Regions from separate parts of the Homo sapiens genome. Here all the other regions are linked to region 1. Evidence: chromatin contacts called from ENCODE Hi-C or POLR2A ChIA-PET data. All regions are on one chromosome and are shown on one strand. Each heading gives the region's core, a stretch centred on a gene start or an enhancer-like site at or near the end of the contact. The rest is flanking DNA. Distances are from core to core; before and after follow the strand shown. Region 1 overlaps AZI2 (5-azacytidine induced 2). Region 2 has its middle 110 kb from the start of SLC4A7. Region 3 has its middle 50 kb from the start of SLC4A7.

Region 1 (2,700 bases), core at 154-2,653:
TATATTCTGTAATTTGAGATATTAGATTTCAAAAATGTTATCCTTTTGAAGTTTAAGTGTTTATGGCAACACAAAAATTGAAGCATAAGGTGACACGTTTGTCTAGTTTGATTTCTGTACTATTAAAATTACACTAGTATCTAAGGGGTAATAATTTTTTTTTAATGTTATAAGATTTAGTCTTACATTTAATATTTTGTGATATTCCTGTACAACAAAATGAGAATATGTGCTGAAGATTTTAATTTCATTTAGTTGGCAATTAAGCAGCAAAAAAAGAAAATCATGAATGTCTGAATATGAATGTTTAATGGAAAACAAAATCTATAAAAATTAGATTTAAAATCACTAATTATAATTTCTTAGATAATTGAGGTAAAATACTTTTAATTATAAAAACAGGAGAGGCATTTTTGAAGTTTCTATTTCTGTTTCATATAATCTTCCCTCTCTAGCTTCTTTTTCCTTACCAGGAAATCATCTGGCTCTTCATGTCTTGTGCTGTCATGTCACATTGGTTTAGAACCAACATTATGAGACAGCCCAGTCAAACATAAAGAATGTAATGCATGAAACCTAAATTTTATTTTAATGTAGACTTGGATATATATTCAGCAGTTGATATATCATTTCAATTCACAGTGTCAAAACAATCAAAAGATAAATACAAATTGATCCATATTTGAATGAATGTAACTTTACTCTTAATCAGATTTGCAAATAAAGAATGTATTTCTTACTACTTACTAATTAATAGCTGCACATTACAGCCTAAAATGAAATCTCAGTTCTGAGACTCTGCAAGAAGCTCTTATCAGTTATAATTTTATTTTTATTATACCGTTTAATATAATAGTTAATTGCTACATATCAGATGGACAGTGTTATTCTTTCAAGATCTTTTCACTTATTAATGCCCTAGTTAAATATCTTTCAATTGTTTTTTTCAGTTTACATCATCTCAAAACTAATTGGAGCAGAAACTTGATCTGCATATTTCTAAAGTTATTCCCTTTTGTCTAAAAAAGAATGATGAGTATTAACTTTTTGTAAAAAAATTTATTTCAGTGATAATATGCAGCATGCATACTGGGAACTGAAGAGAGAAATGTCTAATTTACATCTGGTGACTCAAGTACAAGCTGAACTACTAAGAAAACTGAAAACCTCAACTGCAATCAAGAAAGGCAAGTCACTGTTTACCGGAAACCACTGATTCCAGCCAAACTGCCTGAAGAGCAACTAGCTGTCATATCTTATCAAAATCTCATCAAATGAGAGATTGATAAGCCAAAGTATATATAGTACATTCGCAGCCTACCCATTCTCTGCTTTGGCTTCAGTCTCATACTGGTCAACTTCACACATAAAGGTGTTGCTGATGTGTTTTTTCTTCAGTACTGTATTCTTTTCCCCTTGTGGCTTTTCTCAGCCAAGTGTTGCTTATGTGTATAAGACTGAGGTGTTAAGTTTGCTCTAGTTGACCTTTTACCACAGCTACTTCATATATTTGAAAAAAAAAAAAAAAAGACACCAAAAGCAAATTTTCATTCCAGTGCTACAGAATACACCAAACACCTAGCTTTTTAGGTTGTTTTGAAAAAGAAAACAAACTTTGATTCATTATTTGGGTTTTTGCATTTCTTATAAGCTTTTCTTTCCATAAAGGATATAGCTGATTACAACGAAGACTAGGTGTTCTCCCCTTATGCCCTTCAACCAAACAAAAATTTTCATTGCTTTGCCTTTCATATTTAACTGCTTGACTGATTTAACTTCTTGAGTTTTGTGTTAACTAGTAGTAGCTACTTTCGCCAAAGCTATTTTTATACCTTGGAGAAAAATCAGTACATTTGTACCTAGTATTACATAACAGGTATATTTCTGAAAAGTTGTGTGATACAAATTTGAATGCCCTAAAATTTACTTTTTAAAAATGAGATAGGACTTTTTATAAAAGATTATCACCATCTAGTTTAAAATTACTTATTTATATTTCACATTGTCTTAAAGAGGACACAAGAGGATTGTGTCATAAATAGTTCTCCTCAGGAGTGTTTATTAGTGAGGAAAAATGTTAAATTTTGGGAAGGAAAATTGAATGTAGAACTCCTTTTCATTTTTAGAGAGTTGGTTACATATAAATCAGGGAAAATAGTATGGTGTTTTAGCAAGTCCAGCTTAATTTTTGGTTCACTTTGTCCTTGAGTTTTCCAGTGGTCAGAGTTATATATGAGACCAAAGGTTGAATGTACAAATAAGATCTCTCTATAAAGGGACTCACAGAGTAATTCTGCATTGAGTTTTCAATGTAGCTTTGTTTACATGATAAATAGAACTACCAAAGAATAATAAAGGAGCAATGCTCTTTTCATACTTGGACATGGCTCATCCTTGTGTTCCTTCCTAGCTGATTAATATTTTTCGGTGCTTTGGAACATAAGTTTTCTAGCACTTTTCCTATGACAGTGGTAGGCTCAAGGTCACCACTCCTTACACAGAACTCATTGCTTTGAGGAGTACAGAGATGAGACTAGAACCACCTTTCTCCTGACCTTTGTATCACCTTTTTTCCAAAGCCAAACACTACACTTCCAGTTCTCCTCCATCCATATCCACCCTCCCAGGAAAAACAATGAACTTATTTTATAATGTCGTTCAATCTGTTTCTTCTAAAATTACATGAAGTCAAGCCTTAGT
Region 2 (2,700 bases), core at 40-2,539, 740 kb after region 1:
AAACAATTTGTAAGATGCAGCCAGCTGCATATTGACCTTCAACTCCCACGAGTGTCCCTGCCAAAATGATACAGTTACTTAATTTCCAGAGTCAAAATTATCAATAAAGCCCAAAGGCTTTCTCTCAATAGACAATGGGTATGTGTTTCGGTGTTTGGGTGTGGATGTGTGTTTGTGTGTCACAAAGAGAGAGACTTTCACTCAAAAGACAAGGTATGTGTGCATGAGTACATGTGTATTAGAGAAAGAAAGAGAGAAAGAGAGCAATGAAGACAGAGCACAGCTTTGTTAGAATGGTGAGGGGAGACCCAATGTTAGTTTGCTTCCAGGACTTGATGGAGATTATTGGTTTTTCTTTGAAAGCCCATTCCTCAGCCTAGGTAAAAGCTTTTCCTAGTAGACCGTGATTCATTAACATCCTGTCCTTCTGGGGAGGAAAAGACACGAAAATTTAAGGCAAGATTCCAGGCTGGAAAAGAGCTGTTGTTGAGACAAAGCTTTGATGGAAGGTGAAAGCAGGCCTGGAACCATGTGTGTCATAGTGATTATTTTTTATGGCTCAACGTCAAAATGCCTCTGCTACTTGTTAGTTTGGGGTTTGGTGGGACAGAAAAGAGGAAGGCTATGAGGAGAGTAAGGAACAAAGAGGGAGAGTTTGCAGAAAAATTTTTAGAGCAATTGAAGCTTGATAATACTGGATGTGTCCTGCCTTTTCTGTTGTTGCTTTCATTTGTTGAAGCATTTCATAAGTAGATCACATGTTCACAATAGAAAAGTGAATCTATTATGCAAAATGTCCCAGTTGGAAACTCGTAAGTTCTGAAGGGAAAATACTCTTTTTCAGCTTAATTCCCACTGGCAAAATTTCATACAAACAGACTGCTGTGTGACTGTTTGGAACTGTTGACTAAACCAAGCTCTAAGGGAAATGAAAGTATCCTTTCGTCTGTGCACAACCACTTCTTTATTTTTCCCTTTGCCATTTACCAACTTAATGCATCTGTGTTGACAGCTAAAGACTGATGATTAAATTAGACAACAGTTCCTATTACATTTTAAGATTATGTTAAACACTTGAACATATTGCAATTCTCTAAGGCTGAAATGACTCCTGTAATCTTTCATCAAGATTTATAATCACTATTTCCTTCACTGACAGTATCAAAAAGCTACAGTGGTCAGGGAATGTTCCAGCCACATTGGCAAGAGGATATGATTATATTCTCCAGTGGAAGTTGTAACTTCCGGTTGCCTTTTTCCCTGTGAAAACAATGATTTCCGGTTACCTTCAAGGGTACTGTGACTTTATGACACATCACTTCAGAAAACCAGCTCTGTGGTTGTTGAAGGTGACCCAGGAGAGATGATGAATTTCTCTTTCTTTGGAAATCAGATTTTTCTCTCCTCGAAGACAGAAGAGGAAGTAACATTCTAGGCCAGCACCCATTATTGTGCAAGAAGACTTGGATTTTATCAAAAGTGATGATTAATTGAATTTACATCTCTCAGCATGCACCTCCCACTCCAGGACTGATTTTTGTTTTTCTTTACAGAAAATTTATTTCTCCTTCTTCAACCTTGCATTGTGCATATAGCCATTGAAAACAAAACAGTCACCAGTGTTTTCCATGAAGGCTTTTGCTGAAAAAGAAATCAGCCTCTTCACACTTTTATGTTATCAACAGAGAAGAAAAGAGATGAGAAAGCCAGAAAGATGAATAGCATTCCTATCTTTCTCATTCTTGCTTTTCTTCTCCTGTTAGTGTTCATTCTTTGGCTCTTCTGTTTTTACTTTTTGCTGCATTTATATCTTCTTTTTTGTTTTCTATCCCTTTACTTTGCTTTCCCTTCCCAACCCACACACCTCCTTTGCTCAGGAGGAAATCTCCTCTCCTGGGAGGAGCAAAGAGATAGAATAGAGAAAAAGCATGCAGTAACAGCAATGGAATTCTAATGTTCTCACTCATATGTGGGAGCTAAAAAGTTGAGCTCACAGAAATAGAGTAGAATTGTGGTTACTATGGGCTAGGAAGGGTGGGGGATGGGAGATAGAGATTGGATACGGAATACAAAAGGACAGATAGATAGGAAGAGTAAGCTCTAGTGCTCTATAGAACTATAGGGTGACAATAGTTAACAATAACTTATTGTATATTTTCAAATAGCTAAAAGAGAAGATTTTGCATGTTTCTCTTTTTTTGACATAGAGCTTCGTTCTGTCGCTGGGATTACCAGCATGAGGTATGGCACCCTGTGGATTTTGAATGTTTCCAAAACAAAGAAATGATAAATGTTTTGAAGTAATAGATACACTAATGAACCTGATTTAATCATTACACATTGTATACAGATATCAAAATGTCACGTCGTACCTATAAATATGTACATTATTCCATGTTAATTAAAAATAAAATAAAGCCAGGCACAGCGACTCATGCCTGTAATCCCAGAACTTTGGGAGGCCGAGGCGGGCGGATCACTTAAGGTCAGGAGTTTGAGACAGGCCTGGCTAACATGGCAAAGCTCTATCTCTACTCAAAATACAAAAATTAGCTGGACTTGGTGGTGGTATGCACCTGTAGTCCCAGCTACTAGGGAGGCTGAGGTGGGAGGATCAGTTTAGCCCAGGAGGAAGAAGTTGCAGTGAGCCGAGATCGAGCCACTACACTCCAGCCTGTGTGACAAAGTGAGACTCTGTCT
Region 3 (2,700 bases), core at 105-2,604, 790 kb after region 1:
TAAAATGTCAAGGTCTCAGGAATACAACTCCAAGTTTATAATCTTTATTTTCCACTTAGTGGTGATATGCATTATAATTTTTTCTCCCCTAAATGAGAATGCTTTGAATCAAATAATACTTCTTCCTTCCGCTGTGTCTGTGCCAACAGTGGCAGCTGAGTTCATTTTCATTACCTCAGCATTGTTACCAAGAGTTTAAATAGGTTGACTAACATTTGGAACACCAGGACAGAGGCTCTGTTTTTCTGGGCTTTGTAAAATACCTAATATAGTGACAATATGTGGGCATACAGATATATTGTAATTATATACTAGAAATGACACAGAGTACCTAGACTCCTCTGGGTAGAAAAAAGCCAAGCTTTGATTTCCACACTCAAACCAGCTGAAAAGTCAGAGCTTTTTTTCATTTGTAATTCCTCACTTTCTGAAAGCAAACTGAAATGCCTGTGGCCAAATGCCTTCTCTGAGTCAAATCCAGGTTGAGTCCTCCATGAGCTCAAAACCTGCTCTGTGTGTGTGTGTGTGTGTGTGTGTGTGTGTGTGTGTGTGTGGTCATCTTGATTTCTTTCAACCATCTTAAATGGCTTGATTTATTGCCCAATGTCACTGAAATAAAAACTAGCCGTTAGGGTAGCCCAAATTGTCAAATCACTGGTTTTCAAGCTGCTGTTTTTTGGTTCCTGGTCCTGGCATGACACCGTGACTTTATAGAACATTCTCCATTGTAGAATTCTGGGTGGTCTTGAGGTCCTTTCCCAGTACTAAACGGTACCAGGCATAGCACCAATGGGAGGAACATCAGGAAGATGTCCTTTTTTTTTTTCTTTTTTTTTTTTCTGAGACAGAGTCTCACTCTGTCTCCCAGGCTGGAGTGCAATGGTGCTATCTCGGCTCACCGCAACCTCCACCTCCCAGGTTCAAGTGATTTTCCTGCCTCAGCCTCCTGAGTAGCTGGGATTACAGGCGTATGCCACTACACCTGGCTAATTTTTGTATTTTTAGTAGAGACGGGGTTTCACCATGTTGGTCAGGCTGGTCTCGAACTCCTGAACTTGTGATCTGCCTGCCTTGGCCTCCCAAAGTGCCGGGATTACAGGCGTGAGCCACCGCACCCGGCCGGAAGATGTCATTTCAAAGCCATGTTGTTCTTTCAGATTCTAGAGTTGATGGTTAACACTGGCAGTCCCTCCTGACTGCCCTCCCGACGCACACTCCCAGGCTAATGAGGAAAAGTCCTAGAGAGCAGCATCAGATGCTTGTTCATGTATAGAGTTTGGTCAACATCACCAGCCCCGGCCCTCCTCTAGCTGACAAACAGGCAGTTGTCTATTTTGGCTTTGACTAGACTCTACTTCCGTTTACCTCAGTCATATCCTTTTTAGATTTGTTTCTCTCCCTTCCCCCACCTTCCTCTTTCCCACTGTTATTTATAAACGTTATACACTTGTTTACAGAGAAAAGAACAAACTTTAAAATTAATTGTTGATACAATTGCCAAATGAATAATGTCCAGGTGTCCGCTTTTAAGCATCACAGGCATCTCTAGTCATCGCTTTTTAGTTGTTACCCTAGGATTGAGAAGACCAACAGCAGGAAAGGTGGTGACTCACACTCAGAACCCAAAAAACAAACACCCACTAATGACTCACACCCTGGAACCAGGGAGATTTTGAGACTTTCTTTTGCTGAAAAAATGCATATGCAAACAACATTCCCATCACCAGGAGGCCAAGCTGGCTCTTCCTGCACGGAATGGGGCTCTGCTGAGGTGGCTGCGAGTCAGGGATGTGTCACCGACCCAGGGATGGAGTTTACTGGGTTAGTAGATGGAGGGCAGCTAAAACTAGAATTTCTTCTTTGCTTTTTTCCAAATGCCTGCTGGAGAAAATCCGATGTATCCTGTGTGAGTCAGTTGTGAGTGTATCTGCTGGGATAAGGGCAAGTTAAGTCACCACTCTCCATCCCCTCTGCTTGTTTTAATTGTGATTTTAATTAGCACGCAGGTCATCTGAGCAGAGGTGTGGCCTTTCATCTGAATGTGGATTTTCTGTCTGTGTGGTCCTTGATTGGCTACTTGGATCTTATAATGATAAAAGAATTTTTAAAGTACCTTTTCTTTCCAAAGTTTAGGGCTTTACTGAACTTTAAATATAAACTTAGGGCCCTCTGTTTATATTTAGATAAAAAAAGAATTGTGAAGATAAAGGATCTTTTGTGGCAAAGTGCTTTGAAACCCTGAGATGAAAGGGAACCCGTAAAGAGAAATTAACCTCATTTATTTTTTAAGCAGCATTTTGCTGCGTGTGTGGACAAATGTAATTTGAGGCAGCTTGAATTAAGAGCCTTGTCTTCACTCCACTCATAACCCTCCCTGTCTCCAACTGAGTCGAAGCACCTCTTTTTTCTTTCACTTCTCTATTCCTCAAGCCAGAGCTTGTCTGGTAGGGAAGGCAAATTCAGGCTTGTAATCCATCCTCTCCCCCCAGGTCTGACTACTCCCTGGCTGGACTTCCGCAGGGGCACCCAGTCCCCTTTGTGGAAGATCCAAAGCTCAACACAGAAAGGGAAAAGCAAGATGTGTGGAGTGGGAGACTTGCTTGGCTTTGCTTCCATTACTTTTGAGAACTCTCATTACATTCCTGAATCCACTGATGCATAGGTGGCAAAGCATTCAAAAGCGCTTTGGGGCAAGACTAC

Evidence for each region. A loop is a pair of places that touch in the nucleus more often than their neighbours do. ChIA-PET counts read pairs that join two places held with the same protein, here RNA polymerase II (POLR2A). Pooled maps may share reads with other maps.
Region 2: a pooled map shows a loop between it and region 1 (8-fold over the local background). The contact joins two enhancer-like sites. A Hi-C loop is called at or near these places in 7 of 50 pooled maps. POLR2A ChIA-PET finds 5 or more read pairs at or near these places in 4 of 52 experiments (activated CD4-positive, alpha-beta memory T cell, activated CD8-positive, alpha-beta memory T cell, activated T-cell and 1 more).
Region 3: a pooled map shows a loop between it and region 1 (5-fold over the local background). The contact joins two enhancer-like sites. A Hi-C loop is called at or near these places in 3 of 50 pooled maps. POLR2A ChIA-PET finds 5 or more read pairs at or near these places in 2 of 52 experiments (OCI-LY7 and activated T-cell).

The regions. Positions count from the first base shown.
Region 1 is chr3:28,325,319-28,328,018 of GRCh38, reverse strand. AZI2 (5-azacytidine induced 2) reads left to right here. Exons shown (of 8, transcript NM_022461.5): 7 at 1,069-1,187. Among named protein-coding and RNA genes, the nearest start is that of ZCWPW2, 22 kb to the left of the region's middle. Within about 2 kb of position 1,403, at least 3 of the 41 ENCODE cell types and tissues checked have a DNase peak (open chromatin) inside an H3K27ac peak, as active enhancers do.
Region 2 is chr3:27,589,270-27,591,969 of GRCh38, reverse strand. No RefSeq gene overlaps it. Among named protein-coding and RNA genes, the nearest start is that of SLC4A7, 110 kb to the right of the region's middle. Within about 2 kb of position 1,289, at least 8 of the 41 ENCODE cell types and tissues checked have a DNase peak (open chromatin) inside an H3K27ac peak, as active enhancers do.
Region 3 is chr3:27,533,090-27,535,789 of GRCh38, reverse strand. No RefSeq gene overlaps it. Among named protein-coding and RNA genes, the nearest start is that of SLC4A7, 50 kb to the right of the region's middle. RefSeq lists a silencer at 1,638-1,932 and enhancers at 1,300-2,243, 2,244-2,700. Within about 2 kb of position 1,354, at least 26 of the 41 ENCODE cell types and tissues checked have a DNase peak (open chromatin) inside an H3K27ac peak, as active enhancers do.